Regions from separate parts of the Homo sapiens genome. Here region 2 is linked to region 1. Evidence: chromatin loops called from intact Hi-C (ENCODE). Cell type or tissue: endothelial cell of umbilical vein. All regions are shown on one strand. Each heading gives the region's core, and the rest is flanking DNA. Links, peaks and the distances in the headings are about the cores only. Region 1 overlaps NREP (neuronal regeneration related protein). Region 2 holds the start of LOC124901042 (a long non-coding RNA gene).

What was found. Peaks named below come from ENCODE experiments on the same cell type or tissue, not always from the same donor. Only the 100,000 strongest peaks of a DNase experiment are listed, where the experiment ranks them.
Region 2: it touches region 1 in a loop (4-fold over the local background); 12 of 110 quality-filtered maps call a loop at or near these places.

What each region holds. Positions count from the first base shown.
Region 1 is chr5:111,743,403-111,752,260 of GRCh38, reverse strand. All of the region lies in intron 2 of NREP (neuronal regeneration related protein), which reads left to right. Among named protein-coding and RNA genes, the nearest start is that of NREP, 9.4 kb to the left of the region's middle. In endothelial cell of umbilical vein, for the core only: no CTCF peak of the experiment used is centred there; a DNase peak (open chromatin) is centred at 3,830; H3K27ac peaks cover 1,835 bases.
Region 2 is chr5:111,527,604-111,536,461 of GRCh38, reverse strand. All of the region lies in intron 1 of STARD4-AS1 (STARD4 antisense RNA 1), which reads right to left. It overlaps LOC124901042 (a long non-coding RNA gene), which reads right to left and starts at 3,153. Exons shown (of 2, transcript XR_007058899.1): 1 at 1-3,153. RefSeq lists enhancers at 5,921-5,970, 5,219-6,418. In endothelial cell of umbilical vein, for the core only: a CTCF peak has its summit at 4,588 (motif pointing left); DNase peaks (open chromatin) are centred at 4,581 and 6,001; H3K27ac peaks cover 2,236 bases.

The DNA of each region.
Region 1 (8,858 bases), core at 677-8,676:
AGGAAAAGGTATTTGAGCAGCAATCTTAGAATAAACAGCTGTTCCGAGTATCATTCCATTTTAACCTGATACAGTTCTTTAAAAGATGTAAATCAGATCATCATCATAAATACATTGAAGAAATTTACTTTGTTTTAAATCCTGAGATGACTACTTCTAAAATAGGAAAATATACTTCTAAAATATGAATACTCTGCTAAACCAAATGAGTGAAACCCAAATTTATACTTGGCCATTAATGAATTTTATACTTTGAAGTATTAATTTACTTGGTCAGTTAAAGACCTGATGTGGCATTCAGATGCACTGGGCTGACTGGGGATCCTTGGCGTAACTTCGTGGTCCTACATTTTTTTTAATTAGTGCTGTTCCTGGTTGGAAAGTCTTTTAAGGCCATATCCTCATAGCCAAAGTGAAATGGAGGGTTGAAATAATTATCTGAATAATTATGCTCAAAAAATTGATTTTGTCTGATTCATCTTGGTAATTCCAAATGTTGCTGGAGTGATGTAGGAGTGAAGGATTTGCCTGAATTATCTGTATAATTCCCGTGTTATACAAGAAAAAACTAGGGATAAGGAAATCGTACCAGCAAATCCAATTTGAATATACCAGAGGAAAATGTACTGAATGTACTTGGATTATGTCATCTTGGTTGGTAAAGATATATTACAATATATCAATTTTAAAGGCTCCTCTACTTTGTACTGGATAGCAGGTTAATCATAAATTCTTAGTCCACATCTGTAGAAATTATGATTGCTAAGAATATTTATTGGGTGTAAATTTATTTGAAATAGATTTTTCTGAATATATTTTGTACCTAGGAAGAGCTTCAAGAATAGTTCATTTCAATGGTTTAAAAAATAGCAGTGATCCTGAAATTGATCTGTTAGTGCAAAAGTATTAACAGCCCTAATGGTTTGGGACTTAAGCATTAACACGGCTCTCAGCTAAATTCTAAATATCACTTCAGTTATTAGTAGTAATACCATGGTATTAACCAGGGTGCGATTATTTGTTAGTTGGATCATATGCATTTCTTTCCTTGCTCAACTAAATTATAGGCCCCAGAAGGTTTTATAAACTTCATATAGTGCTTGGTAAAGTATTAAGTACATGGTAGAAGCTCAACAAATATTTCATCTATGCATATTAACATCTATTAAGTTGAATTTTTTTAATTCATTCTTAATGATTTAATCGTGTTTAGTTTTTGTGAACTAGAAGTAATTTGTATCCTTAACCTCTTTTTTAAAAGAGGTAGGAAGCCGAAATGAATGCAATTTTAGTTTACACAGAAAATTATTTTCCATTATTAAAGGGATAAAACAAAGTGCGGTGAAACCATAAAGTGTGGCACTTGCCAAAAGAACGTGACTTGCAATGGCTAACCTTTCCCAGCTTCCAGAGCCACACTCCGGCAGTGTGGTGCGATGCCATCTCTCTGGGTTGGATCCAGCTATGGTATTTAAAGCTCACAGCAGCTTTTCCTGCAGCCTGGACCCAAGAGGAGCTTTACTCCCAGTATTGGAACTTTCTAGCCTTCACTTAGTTCAGTAGAAGCTATTTCTGTGATTCTGTGATGTGCAGCAAACTTAACAATGTAAAACAATATAATCTAGTGCTAAATGGTACGAGTGATGTTAGTGAGGACTGGGGATTGGGGATAGTGGAAAACTTATATTAAGAAGGTAGAAATTAAGCTGGAGCCAGAAATAGCAAGAATATGGCTATCTCCATCACTAACTTTTATACCTGTGGGAGACATTGCTAATCAACCTTGACACTCGTTATTATTCAGCTTGAGTATGATTTCAAAATCCTCAATACAGTGTTCCAGGGCGCCATTAACGATTGGAGTTGGCACAAAATTTGAAACTAGAAGTGGACTATTTGCTCCTTGAGAGTAAGTACTATGCTTTTATTAAGCTTTTTATTTCTAGGACTTAGGACCAGTCCTTATATTGAGTGAGTGAAGACTTAAGAATATTTGGGTAGATTTAGATGAGAGAGAGGAGTATTCCAGATAAAAGGAGTGCATTAGAGAGTTAGGCTTGCAAGAGTAAGCATAGTACCTTTTTACTATCATAGGGGAGATCTTCCTCCTTGTTTAGGACCTCTGTGCTGTCAAGGACAGACCTCAAAAACTAGACCTAGAAGTCAAGGACTTGATGTGCTAAGCAATAGGAAGCCCCTGAGCAGGCATCTTAGAGATGGCCCAGGGCTCTCACTCAGGTTACCAACCTGTCTCAGGTTCTTTGCCTTTTGATTGTGCTTAACAGGAAAGAACACACACACTCACTCACTTACACTTTCTGGTTAAAGGTACAGCTTACTTTATTGCTCCCTCTCACTCCCCTTAGGCTGGGGTGGAATGGTGGAGAGAAGAAAGGTCTCTAGCTAGAAGGAACTGGGAAGGGAAAAGGGAGCATGCTTATCCTTTTCTTGAGAAACTGGCAGCACTTTCATTGGCAGATCCCAGCAGGTTCAGCAGTGTCTGCTTGGCCAGAGAGTATGTTGCTGCCTTGCAAGCTCCCCGATAGAAAGATCATGCTTCCCTCCTGTGAGGCTGACTGGGTGCTGGCATGTGCTAATCAGTTGCACCCCCATGTACCTAGCTGCTTTTCTCTTTCCATTTCTTCCCGATTAACCATACTTATTGAAAATGTAAGCCAACGCTTATGTCATCACAATAAAATTGTTTACAATTTGAGGCCTACATGCTGTTACTAATGTAGTCAGTAGTGTGGTGACCAACCAAAGAGAATCTCCTCACATGATAGACGAAAATCGAGTAAAGCCAAGTCCAAGAGGGATTTTTTTTTTTTCCTGCAATCTCTTATAAATAGCACAGAATGTTACCTTGGAATGCATCAGCTGCAAGATTTTCAACATGAAATGATGTGACTAGCTCTTTTAACCCCTTTAGATGAGGTGGTACTTGTCTGTAAATCTCTCAGTAAAAGTGACATAGGTAAGCATTGCTCCTTGAATTCTTTATGCCTTCTCCACCTCATACCTTCAAGTAATTTTTTTTCACCTGCTATGTTTAGAACTTCCAAAGTTTTATTTCTGCGGCTTGACAGATAAGCCAGGAACTATATGAATTAATCCTTTATTTCTAGCCATAGTGGATTGTATTTTCTTAGAGGGAGCAGGCTACTTCTTATTCTCAACTGCCCCAGGATTCCCTCTTTCTGTGCCTTTGCTTATCTTGATTCTAGAAGGAATACACCTCCTGACAAAATAAAGCCATTCTTCAAGACTGAATTTGAATGGCAACTCCTCTATGAAACACCATAGTACATTCAGCAGGAATCTTCTTATGTTCCTCTGTATACTTATCACATGTTTAACTTTCTTCTTGCGGCTGGCTTATTTCTGCATGTTTTTCTACCCTCCGAGGTTGTATACTTGATAGAAGAATATTGACCACTTAGTAACTGAGCAACACCTTTCCCTTTTTGGTAGCAGTTGAGGCTGTGATGCCTTTTTTTTCCATTTCCTCTACCAGTGGGATGGTGAATTCAGATGTAGAAAAGTTTCATTACTGAGAGAGAACTTTCAGTAATGAAATTGTAGAGAAATTGGTGTTCTCTTTCTACAAAGTGGTTTGGTGTTCTCTTTCTACAAAGTGAAAGGAAACTCTAACCTTCACTGACATTTCCTAATGAGACCTTGGAATAGATCCCACACCATGAACCAGTCTAATCTGTGCTCCCATACCTAACTAGGATCTGGCACATCCTCAGTGATCAACAACTGTCTGCGGAATAAATGAATGAGTCAGTGGTCATGGATACATGACAATCTGTTATTTCTGGGCAGGACCAGGTTGCCCACTTTGGTATCATACAATGAGTCATGGCCGGACACTGCACTGCTGTGATAGCTTGGTTATAAGTCAGGCATTCCGGGAAATGAAATGAACAGGCACTGATGAACAATTTACTACTGAAAAGAGGCTTTCAGTGAACATTTTAGAAGGCTCAAATGTTTGGGAAGTAAGGGGGAAGAGTTAAGTGAGATCTAAGCACACTACAAAAATGACTCCTAAAATTCTGTGTTCCATTCTTTTGCACTCCTTTGGGCAGAAGAGGTCCTGAGAATCCAGAAAGCTAGGTTGGTATGGTCTGATAAAAAAGGAATATCACTTTAGGGTAGTGGCACACATCTTATCCACAACACTGGCTGTGGGGCGCCACTATGCGTGAGGGTATTAATGGTGCTTTTCCAGCGGGCAGCACAGTTTGTCTCAATAGTCTGACTGAGGCAGTCATGACAGTAGACCAAATCTGCCCTGGTTTCACAGGGTAATGAAATCTTTTAAAGTGAAATTGTTGCCCATTATGACCTTAGAATGGTTTCTAATCTAAGCTTTTTGCCTTGAAAGTGTTATGATAATCTAGCTAGAGATATTTTTAAATCCCTGATTTTAGACTGCTTGGTTCAGTGTTCCTCCTTATTTTCATGGAGCAAAATATAAATATAACTTATATTCAAGAAGGAGAAGGAGTAAATAACATAAGAGAACGTGGCATGAAAGGAAGGTCTGTCTGCCCCTTTTCACTGAAATTTGGGAACCAGAGCCATTGATTGAAAAGGAAGGGGGAGTAGCCAAGTAGTTGTTGCCAATAAAAATGCCAAGCCAAAGACTCACCAATAGGTAATTAAAACAACAGGGAGACTCATAATGTGCACAGAAGTTTTGCTGTGGCTGCCAGCTCCAGCTCTTCTCTCCCCCATCCCAGCTCTTACTCAGATCACCATCACACACCATGTCCTTTGATTACTGGAGCAGGTAACAGCCTTCCTGCTGAATTGAGTTTGATACATTTCCAGCAGGGAAAAGTACTACAGTCCAGTGGCTGAACAAGGAGAAATCTACAAAAGTTGTTTTGTTTAAAACGGGTCCAGGCATCCTGAGGACGCTTTCATTGGATAAAGTTGGTGTCTGATATATAACTTATTCTTGGACAGGAAAGAGTAGAAATTAGGAGAAGATACTGCTTCTTTGCCAGCCAACTTTCAGACTATCAAGGGAAAACTAGTCAGTATTTATATGGATAAAACTTATTGACTAAGGTGCTTATAAACATGACCCAAGTAAGGGTTTGATATTAACTATTTCCTCCACGAAGTACTGTTTCATGCCTCCCACTCAGTCATCCTAGTGAAAGCCACCCAGAAGGCTCATTGGGACCATGATGTCAAAGTCTGTTCTTGTGCTCATTTGCCAGACATTGTTGAGTGTCAGTAGATGAGTGCGCCATGTGGGTTAGGCAGCACATGGTTGAACACTTAACCTAGTGCCTTCTGCATCAGAGGAACTCAGTTAATAGTAGCTTAAAGAATGAATGCTGTGCAGGGAATGTACCCACCGTTTAAAAGCATGCAATATCGGAATTTCAGTTGTGTTGTTAACAGAATTAGAATTTGAATAGATAAATCATATGAACTAGCCCACCCCTTTCCTGAGTAGACTTCCGGGGATTTGGTGGCTTAGTTTGAAAAAATCTTTTTGTAAAAGTATTTTCTTTGCTACTTTGATATTTCCAGCCCAAACTAATGGGACTTACTCTTTGATAAGATGCTAATTGTATAGGATTAAAAACTGCCTATGAAATATTCAATACCTGCAGAATGTACTTAGTAAATATGTCTTTATTGACTGGGTAATTGAGATTATATACCTAGCCAATTTAGTTAATATAGGATCAAAAATTCTGTCCATATCTCTGAGCCCTTATCTTCACAATTTTAGTCCTTTATTAATTGGATTTAACTTTTCCAAAGCCTGGATGCTGTGGACCAGAACTGAGTCTCCATTTCTTACTGCCCTGTGGAGTCTTGGGTCTAAATATATACCATGAAATGCCCTGGCCTTGCATATTTTTTTTACTTCTTGATAATAGAATCTTAAATTGTTTTGATCTTGTTATCAAGGTCTGGGAGACAAGTCTCCACATCTTTTCATTTAATCTTTATTAAACCTGTTTTTCCTTTTTTTAAAAAAAAATGATAACCACTTTTTGAACTTTAATTTTACTATATGAGGCTTGACTGTCTACACTGGCATAATCAATCAATTCAATCAGAAATCCAATTAAATTTGTTCTTTGCATCATAGAAACAATTCATCTGATAATCATTGTGAATTTTTACTAAATTGATGAGCTATTATGTTGTTTAGATGAAGTCAGAGGGTCACTACATCTTTGACTGTGATTGAATACAGTACTCTACCTGCAATATGAGGATCAAATACAGCATACCTAATTATTTGCTATTTGATACCTTTAGGATGTTAATAATTAGTTTGTTGCCCCATCTGCATCTTTCCATTTGTCCATCTTTAGAACTGGCTGGATTTCTAATACATTAATTAAAGGTTTCCAGATGGAGTCTGGTTAAATTTATTTTTCTTCCTGAATTTATCATTCTTAGTAGTTTATATACTGCCTCTCTTGTCTGAAAAGTGTTTATATTCTTCAACTGAGAGGAACAAAAACACTTCATATTTTTATGCAGTATATGGTTTGTGTGTCTGCAGATCATTGATAAAATATTTTTTAACTAAGCAGTTTGTTTTTAAATTGAGTTAACATTTCGAAAAGCAAAGTTATAGTGAACAGGATTTCAAATGCAGTTGATGAAAGAGAAAGCTATACTGAATTAGATTGTCCATTGGTAGCCATCTGAGAAGGAACTGTTTGAGAGTTCATTTGGGGGTCATATAAAACAATCTGGTTTCTCAGCAAATGCGTTTTGTTATTAGCTGCAATGATGCTACATATTTATATTGTGCTGGACATTTCCTTCCAGGGAACATTGAAAAAAGAAAAAAACTGTGGTTACTAGTATTGCTTGGGTTTAATTAGATCCAAAGTCTTAATGTGGCCAAGCCAAAGTTGTTACTCTAAGACTGGTCTTTCCTCCAGGACTGTAGCAACACATGAACACTGGAGACCTTGGGCAGGTTCCCTGACTATTCTCCCTCAGTGTTCTCATCTGTAAAATGGTGACGATGATGATAATAGTAGCTAACACAGATCTGCTTACTTATGTGCCTGATCCTGTTGCCAGCGCTTTATATATATTTGGGTTTATTTCTTCCTTGTGGTAACATTGTGAAGATTAAATGAGTGCACCTGGAAAACCTGCCCAAAGTTAACAAAACATTATAGTGGATTGTACTATGCATTTCTACAGAAAACTGTGGGTTCCCGAATTTACATACTCTGTCTCTGTGGGTTCCAACTACTCCTGTTTATTGCTCATAGTTCCCTTCTTTTGGAGAAGTATAGTTGTGGTGTTTGGTTTACAATGGAAGAAAGACTGAGGGGAAAAATCTATGGTTGAGGTCTTCTCTTGTTGGAGAATACAGTCAGAATTTGGAATGAAAGCCTGAGTTTCCACTACTACCTTTTTCATATTAAACTACCGATGATTCTTTTTCTAGGGAACTTAAGCCTCTAGTTTGGATTTTCACAACTCTTGAAGCCTGTGTTTCTTGGGTGACAACTAGCCCTGAAACACATCTGTTTGGGTTGGGAGCTCCTCCCTTCAGTCTTCTCTGCCTCACATGGTACTGCCGGACTGAATCCCTCATCAGAGAGAAGCCCTCTACTTAATCAGACTTGGCTCCACCCAGAGGGGTTGAAAACCCAGGTGGTGTGCAGGGGCATATCCATTCTAACCCTATTCCATTCCTCTTGTACTTTTAGTTTTCTGACAGTTTTCTTAGAAGCCTCTTAGTGGCTTCTTTTTGTCCTGAGCATTTAAATAGCATGTGGATACAGATCTGGATATATTTTTTCTTCTTTAAAAAAAAGTCAGAATTCTTACCAGATAAGAATTCTGTACCCTGTGATTTACACCAATTTTAATTACATCCATCTGCAATAGAAACCACTTTCCCTCCAAATTTAGTGGTCTGTTATGATACTATTTGCTATTGAAGAGATACCAGTTTTTAAATGACCAGGACAGTGCAAGACAAGCATTGAATTGTGAAATAACTTTAGCTAAATGCTGAAGGGTTTGCAGCTACCAGTAGAAGAGGATACATTGATGGAAAGAGTGAATAGTTTCTTTTGGAATGAGCACTTCGGGGGAAAATGCAGACTTTCTGGAAAGCTCTGTCTTGCACATGTCAACAAGAGGAATGCTTTGAAATCGCTTCAGACTCTTCAAAGCAACTAACTATCTCATCCACCCAGACCAAGAAAAATCCAAAATCCTATGTCTAAATAAATACTTACCTCATCAGCCCTTAACTGAAGGCTTTAACAAAAGAAATCGTATTTTTGAATAATTATTCTTTCATGTTGTTGGGGGAAAATTTTCATAAGATTTTAGTGGATAGCACAGTAATTTTTGGACAGAAGGAAAGAAAACATAGCATTCTTGGTGACTAGAAATTAAACTTCATATAGTTATTTGAAGGTGAAACTCGGCATAGCAAACTTAAAATTATTCAAACCAGCTAATAAAAGCAAGTCTAGATGTTTCCTATTAACCTTGGAATGTGCTTGGAAAAAGCCCTGCTACTCCAGATGTCTAGTATTAGAAAGCATATCAACAGCTTTTACTCTCAATTGTGGTGAATAATACCATTCTAAAATTCACAAGTGCAGTTTGGTGTGCTGGGGCATAATATAGAATTAGTATTCAAGTTTGTTCTTTCTTTTTAAATTCTTAATATATCTTAAAAGTCGGAGAAACATCACAAGATGTCATATTCCTAATTTCTTAGTTACAAATTAAAACCAATTTATATAATGGAATAAGGTGGGCCAGACTTAGAACTCAGATGTGTTAAGTAAATATTTATTCTGGTTCCACTCCAGGGA
Region 2 (8,858 bases), core at 492-8,491, 220 kb after region 1:
CATGTTTTGGGTGTGCTTGTGAGCCAACTGAAATTCAAGGTAATAGGCTGTGTCTAGTCAACAATACAATAGGAAAAGGATGTTGGCATGGTATTTTCAGCCATCTGGATGGCTAAATAAGATTACTGCTAAGAGCTAACTAAAATTGTCTGGTAGATGTAATCAAAACAGATACAATTCAGAATAACTCAGACCAAAAGAATATTTCCTCCTGTTAGAGTCATTTTAAGAGGAATTTGAAATCAATGCAAACCATGTCTTCAAGGTTTTCCTTCACCATGTGAAAACAAAGGCTCTGCCTGTATAGAAATAATGGTAGAACTATATAAAGGGCAGTTGGTTTTTCAGCTGATGAGCAATTGGGAGCTACTTTATTACTCAAACTACTTTTCCAGGAGCTACCATCAAAGCACTCATGAAGGTTCTTCTTTGTTCTTACCATCCATGGGTGTTACTAAAAGAGAAAGTAGAAAACTTACTGTCACAATGGTGAGAATTTGGCCAAAAATCACCCAGTCTTTGAACTGAGCTTAAACTAAGTAGTAGTACATAACATTAGAATTCTGGTCACTTAAATTAAGGACGTTTGTAAACTATTCAAATTAACAAAACAAAGCAAACAAACAGGAAAACAAGTTATATGTGATAGATGGATGGGGGAAAAGTGATAAAATTGGCCAGTTTCACGGAAAGGTCGAATAGTGAGAGTAGTCAAAATAGCCTGTATAAGTTACTAAGATTTAGTTTATTTTAACAAATATTTATTCTGCATTTTCAACCATGCAATCATCATTGAACTAAGTGATGAAAAAAGACATTGTCTCTTCCTTAAATGTCTTAAATATATAAATTGATACTTGCAGTTTAGTTCCATACATTGGAGTTGAATGTATGAACAAGAATCAGAGTTTCTGTAGATGTTGGAATACAATATTGGGTATAGGAGAAGGAAAGAGAATCAGAAAGTGGGCCACATTTTCTATGACTAAAGATGGAATTTACAAGATGGCTTTAATATTCCCTTCAGCTTGACTAAACTTTAGACATGTTTCTTTCTGATTCTAGGCCCTTGACCTCTCCTTCTTAGAACATTGACTTTAGAATATTTGTAAGTTATTTATCTGCCCCCTTTGAGATATAAATCTTTTAAAAAGCCCCTTGCCAATTGTACAACTCAGAACTGTCCTTCTCAAGGACCTTGGAGCCATTCCACTGAAATGTAATCATCAAGGAAACTGTGCCCTATCTTCCAGTCTCTGTGGGAGAATAAGAGCCTAACTTCCATGGAGACAATTAGTAAGCTCGGGTGAACTAATCACCAAGAAAACCATTTGCAAACTTAAATAACTCAATTTGCTAGACATATCCCATTGATAAATCTCCTTCAAACATCCTCCAGTATTTTTCTACTAGCTCACCTCAGCTCTTAAAATACCTCCTGAGTTCAGACTTCGTTCTGGTCTCACTCCCTATTGCAGTAGCCTTGAAGAAAGTCTTCCTTGCCTGTTTCACTTTGTGTGGTACAATTTTGCTTTGACAATAGAGAGTCAACAAATAGACAAACAGAGGGGACCTTTCCAAGCAGAAAGCACAGCATTGGTGAAGACCTGGAAACATCATATTTTACTATGTATTTGTGGAGATCTAGATCTAGACATATTTGCTACATCTGTGAGGCTACCATCCTGCCTGCCTACAGCAGCCTTGTGTGCATTTGTATCTGAAGATTTTTCACCTCTACTTCATTGGCAGTACCAGGATTCAGATCCTGCTTCTGAGAATCCCATCCATTGCCTTCTACTCTCTCCCTCCCAGTCTGGAAGACTCTTATTTAAGATCTACATTCTCACTCTTGTTGTACTGCATTTCCCTCTGTTCCCTGCATACAGTCTGTGAGGCAAGTAGCTCTGAGTACAAATCACCCTGCTACAGTCCTTCCCTGGGGTTAGAAAGTAGAGCTGGTTAACTGTCTTAATAGGGAATAAGAATAACGAAAAATTTAGGCAGAAAACATAAATTTTGTGGAAGATATTAACTTATCAGACCAAGTCCAGCCTGTCTCCAAAGCAGTTCTTAATGCCTGAGATTTATTTAGAGGTCTCATATCTGTGATCCCAAAGCCCCACTCCACTCAGCATAATGGGATCTCTGTTCTGGGGTACTCCTGACACTGAGTCTAAAGGTGCAGAATTTTCTTCAGTTTGTTTCTTCTTTAGATCTGTGATGAGAACTCTTCAATGTCCACTCACTCCTTCCCATCTTCTTGAAGAAAAAAATCCTAAGGCGTCTTGTAGTAGTATAGCTCTGCCATTCTATAGAGGGAAATTAGGCCCACAGAACTGTAGGAAAAAACCTAAATGCACGAAGTTTGTCAATTATACAGTCTGGATTAGATGGATTAGAATCCATAACTTTTTTCCTGAGACAAGATCTTGCTCTGTCACCCAGGTTAGAGTACAGTGGCACGATCATAGCTCCCTGTAGCTTCCAGGTCCTGTGCTCAAAAGATCCTCCCACCTCAGGCATGTGCCACCATGCCTGGCTAAGAACCCATAACTCCTTATTTGTTTAGTGCTTGACCTCTCTAAACTATACCCTGAGTATCCATGGGCAACTTGCATGATCATTTGAGGTTTCAGATTTTTTACCTGTAAAATGTGATAATGGTAGCCACTTCACAGGACTGTTGTGAAGAGAAACAAAGTGGGTGAGTACTTGGTGCAGTCTGACAGTTTGTGTTCTACAAAAGCTAGATCTCTTGCCAGTTTTCTTTTTGCCTTTCTCTATCATAGCATTCACCACACTGCACTGACATCATTTATTTATGTCTCTTTCTCAATTCATTGCAAGCTCCTTTGCGAAAAGAATTGGTATTTATTGGATAATCTATTCCTAATATTTCATTCAGTAGAGTTGCCTAGTAAATATTCTTTAAATAAATGAAATGTTAAAGTGCTTAAAAAGAGGTGTGAACATAGCCACCGACTTTATGGGCACCAAAACAGCTTAAAAATAACCCTCCCTCAGGAAAGGAGGAATGGGGAACTATTGTTTAATAACTAGCACACAGAGTTTCTATTTGGGATGATGAAAAAGTCCTGAAAATGGATAGTGGTGATGGTTGCACAACTTTGTACTAAATACCACTAAGTTGTACACTTAAAAATAGTTAAAACGGTGAATTTTATGTTTTATATAGTTTACCACATTTTTTAAAAAGCCTCTGAGAAGTTTCATTTATAGAGAACACTTTGTAGTATTATAGGAAGAAGAATAGAGTCCACGTTTAGACCAGTTGGAGACTTGGTCTCTATCTGGAAGTTACTTTCTCTTCTCTCCTCTAACAAAAGGGAGATGGAATGTGATTCTCTCTCCATCTCTACAGCTGTGCCAGGCAGAGGCAGCAGCAAGAGCTACAGAGACATTCTTCCTGCACATGCAAACAGAGTTATTCCTGAGCACGAAATGACTGGTGACAGCCATCTCCAGGAGAATATATCAGAAAACTTTAAATACAGTCACCAACCCTATAATTCAAACCCAAACGTTTAGGACCTGCAGATACAGAGACTAAAAATATTTTGTATTCGTAAATTAGAGCACTGACCCCATAGGCACTTAGGCCTTCTCTTAAACTTGCACAGGCTGCTGGATGAGTCTCTGACAACCTCCCCAGCAACCAGCCTTTCTTCTGCCTTCATCTTCCTGCTTCAGCCTGTGTCCCAATTGTGTTAGTCTATAGCATTCACTGTCCACCACCAACAGAACAGTTAGCCAGAGGGAGGCTGGAGTTATCTATTGTTAGGTAGCATTGGGGTGGAAAGACCAATATTCGCCGTATCCAGAGTGCACATGTCAGGTAAGCAGTACCTCTTACACAACACTACCTTTGCCAGGTTTCTTGTTGTCTGGGTGTGCAGGCAGGCTATGGAGGTCCTCAGAAACACTGCCTACCTCTTCTGACAAGCCCCTTGGGCTCTAAGAGGAAGAGTTGTGACTCCTAGTTCGCTTTCTCTCCTGTCTTTCTATTTGCTGAAGGAGAAAATATGACTTAAGCAATACTGAACGTTTGTTTAAAATACAAAAATTTCTTGGTGATTAAAAAATTATAGCTAGTGTTGGCCGGGCGCAATGGCTTACGCCTGTAATCCCAACACTTTAGATGGCCGAGGTGGGCAGATCACCTGAGGTCAGGAGTTCAAGACCAGCCTGGCCAATATGGTGAAACCCTGTTTCTACCAAAAATACAAAAATTTGCCAGGTGTGGTGGCACGTGCCTGTAATCCCAGCTACTCGGAAGGCTGAGACAGGAGAACTGCTTGGACCCGGGAGGCGGAGGTTGCAGTGAGCCTCGCACCGTTGCACTCCAGCCTGGGCAACAGAGTAAGACTCCATCTCCATAAAAAAAAAAAAAAAAAAAAAAAAAAAAATATATATATATATATATATATATATAGAAAGAGAGAGAGAGAGAGAGAGAGAGAGAGAGAGAGAGAGAGAGAGAGAGGGAGAGAGAGAGAGAGAGCGCGCTAGTGTTTTATAGCCACCTAGTGGCCGAAATTGGGCTTTGCAATTGGAAATTCAATTTTCACTCAAAACATTAGCTCTAAATTAATTTTGCTATTTAAATACTTTATTTGCCATCTAAATACTTCTTTAAGAGAGATAACGTATGGAAGCTTAGATTAACTAAGGGGATGAAACATGAGGAAGCCAAATTTCAGAATGCTTCCTAAAGAGCCTCTAAACTTCTGGGTTCTCCAAATGTACACATGACTGAGTCTTGGTTCTTAAGGTATGATGATAATGATAACAATAGGTATATTAGCATAGCTAACATCATTTGAGTGCCTAGTATGTACCAGGTAATATTCTGAATGCTTTTTGGTAGTATTTATTTAATCTCTGCAACAACTCTATGATATAAATTCTCTTATGCTCAATTCTTAAAAGAGAAATCTAAGACAGAAGTGAAACACTTTGTCCCAAGACCAACAGCTATTAACTAGTAAGATCAAGATATTCTTTTTCGGCCGGGCATGGTGGCTCACGCCTGTAATCCCAGTACTTTAGGAGGCCGAGGCAGGCGGATCACGAGGTCAGGAGATCGAGACCACGGTGAAACCCCGTCTCTACTAAAAATATAAAAAATTAGCCGGGCGTGGTGGTGGGCGCCTGTAGTCCCAGCTACTCGGGAGGCTGAGGCAGGAGAATGGCGTGAACCCGGGAGGCGGAGCTTTCAGTGAGCCAAGATCGCGCCACTGCACTCCAGCCTGGGCGACAGAGCAAGACTCCTTTTCAAAAAAAAAAAAAAAAGAAAAAGATTTTTTTTTCCTGTTTGATTAACTTTTATTTTAGGTTCGGGGGTACATGTGCAAGTCTGTTACATAGGTAAACTCGGGTCACAGGGGTTTGTTGTACAGATTATTTCATCAGCCAGGTACTATGCCCGGTATCCAATAGTTATTTTTTCTGTTCCTCTCCCTCCTCCCAACCTTCACCCTCAAGTAGGCCCCAGTGTCTGTTGTTCCTTTCTTTTTGTATCCATGGGTTTGTATCATTTAGCTTATAAGTAAGAACGTGTGGTATTTGGTTTTCTGTTCCTGCATTAGTTTGCTAAAGATAATGGTCTCCAGCTCCACCCATGTTCCCGCAAAGACATGATCTTGTTCTTTTCTATAAAGCCAAGATTTAAGATCCAACAATCCAGTTCTAGAATCTTAAGCCTCTTTAGCATAGGGTAAATATGTACATCAAGTACAATTACGGCAGTGGAATCAAATAGGCTCTCCTGCAATCTCAAACTTGCTTATACTTTAACTCATATATGGTTAGGTTTCAAACACGTGGGAGAGACAGAAGAACCCTAGGAATTTAGAGATGGAACTTGATAAAGGCATTTCTCAGAAGAATTTCAGACAGCAGGAACTTGACTTCAAAGGTTGGTGTGACGTGGGCAGACACAGAGGGGGAAGCACAGCCCAAGTACGAGCGGACGGCAGGATGGGTGGAGGCAGCAATGCAATGGAGTGAGGAGAGGAAGTGTGGGTGAGTCAGCAGAAGGATGTGATGAGGCGGAGAATGGGGGCACTCGCGTGGGGACAGAGGAAAGGCAGGAAGGTCAGATTGGGCCATGTTGTTCATGTACGATCTTCATGTCAGATGAAGAAGTTAGATCTTTAGCTCAACGGTTATATGGAACTATTGAGAGTTTAAAAATGATATTTATAGCCTTTATAATTTTTCAAAGCAAGTGTGCCCACTGTGAAATATTTGGAAACCAAGGAAGACACAAAGCTAAAAGACTATCTGTAACTCTCTCTTTGTTAATATTTGGAATATATCTTTCAGTCTTCATACCACACACATAAATTTTCCCCCAAAACAATATTTACTGTATTTTATATAATAATTATAGAGTATTTTAATGTTTCGGTTTTGTCATTTATTATAGTACATGTCTATTATAAATAAATAACAAAATAGAAGCAAAAACACTAAAAGCAAAACTAAAATTATAAAAATTCTAGGCTCTTACTATTATTTTTATTGTATATGTGTATGTGTATATATGCATCCTTTTGAAAAAATATAGATCCCGTTAAAAAATAGAATAATAATTTACCTACTGTTTAAGACCCTATACTCTTCTCTTAATATATCAGGAAAATCTCGATATGTTGACATGTGCATTTTTATAGCAAAATTTAATACCTGCATCCTATACAAAATAATTTATACGATCTCATATTTTTAAATTGCCTTTATGTCTTTGTTGAAAATCAGTTAATTATGTAAGTATAGGTCTATTGCTGGGCTATTTCATTGACCTATTTGTCTATCTTGATTGAATATCATAATTTTGATCAATGTAACTTTATACCAAGATGTGAAGACAGGAAGTAAAAGTTAGATAACTTAGTTCTTCTTTTTAAAAGTTGTTTTGGCTATTCTATGCCCTTTGCATTTCCACATGAATTTTAGAGTTAGCTGTCAACATCTACAGATGAGCCTGCTGAGATTTTAATTGGGATTTCATTATATCTGTAGATCAAATAGGGAGAATTGATATTTTAGTCATGTTTATCCAAACACATGCCATTTATCTCTATTTACTTAGACTTTAATTTCTCTCATTATGTTTGCTAGTTTGCAATATACAGGCCATGTTCATTTTTTTCATATTTATCCCTAATATGCATATTTAATGGCATGTTTTTATGCCAGTATAAATGGTATTATGTTAATTTTAATTATGTATGTATGTATGTACCTAGTATATAGAAACAGACTTGATTTTTTATATTGATCTTGCATCTCCCAACTTTGTTAAACTCACTTATTAGATGTAATACATATATATAAATTCCATAGGGTTTTCTAGGTAGATGATCGTTTCATCTGTGGATAAAGAAAATTTTATTTTCTTATGTCCAATCTGGATATCTCTTATTTCTTTTTCTTGACTGGCTGGACTGGCTAAAGCCTCCAGGACAATGTTGAATAGAAGGGAGAGAGTAGACATCCTTGCCTGTTTCCTCATATTAGGGGAAAACATTTCATCTTTCATCATTAATAAGACGCTAACAGTACAGTTTCGTAGATGCCCTTGATCAGGTTGGGGTTGTTCCTTTTATTCCTATTTTGCTGACTGTTTTTATTGGGATTAGATTTTGGGCATTTGTCAAATGCTTTTTCGTCATCTCTTTTTTTTTTTTCCCCAGTCTGTCAACATGGTGAATTACATTGATTGTTTTTCAAATGTTAAATTAACCTTGCATCCCTGAGATAAACCCGACTTGGTCATGATGTATTATCCTTTTAATAAATTGTTTATTATTTTATTTGTTATAATTTGGTAAGAATTGTTGTCTCTCCGTTCGTGAGGAATAACGTTCTGTAGTTTTCTTATAATATCTTTTTCTGGCTTTAATGTAATAATGCTGGCCTCGTGGAATGAGTTGGGAAGACTTCAATTTTCTGGAAGAGTTTGGGTTGCAAGGCTATTATTTCGTCCTTAAATGTTTCATAGAATTCACCAGTGAAGACATCTGAAAATGGAATTTTCGTGGAAAGTTTTAAAGCTCTAAATTTAATTTCATTCATTGATATAGTGCTCTTCAGGTTATCTATTTCTTCATGAATGAGCTTAGTAGAATAGTTTGTATCTTTTAAGGAACTTGAAATTCTTTTTTCTTAAGGTGGAAGCTGATGTCATTGACTTGAGACTTCTTCTTTTTTAATTTAGATATTTAGAGCAAAAATTTCCTTATGATTACTGCCTTAGTCGTAAACAATAGATTTTCATATGTCTTTTTTATTTTCATTCAGTTTTTAAAAATCTTAATTTTTTGTTTATTTCTTTTTTGACTCATGGGTTATTTAGCAGTGTGTAATTTTCTTTCTAAATATTTGAGTTTTGTCCAGATTACTTTACTGATTTCTAATTTAATTCTATTGTGGTCAGATAATATACTTTGAATGTCTTTTGTCAGGCTTCTTGATTGGAAATGGAAATTTAATCACGTATTTTTGGACTTGCAGTTTCTAATTTTTATGCTACTAAAAACAATTCTTAGATGAAGATGAACTTGGGTTCTTTTTACCCTTTCTTTTTTATTTTCTTAAAAGTCTCAGAAACAAAAGTTTTGAATCAAAGAGTATATAGTTCCTTCTCTAGAATTTATATATACTGTTACATGCCTTGTTTCATGTTTATATTCAATAATTTGCAAATATTTTCTTCAGATCAATATTTTTTCTATAACATATTCTTAACGACTGTATATAATTTTACTTTATTGATACCCCAAATTATATTAACAATACTCTATTGTTGGACATCTAAGCTCTTTCTA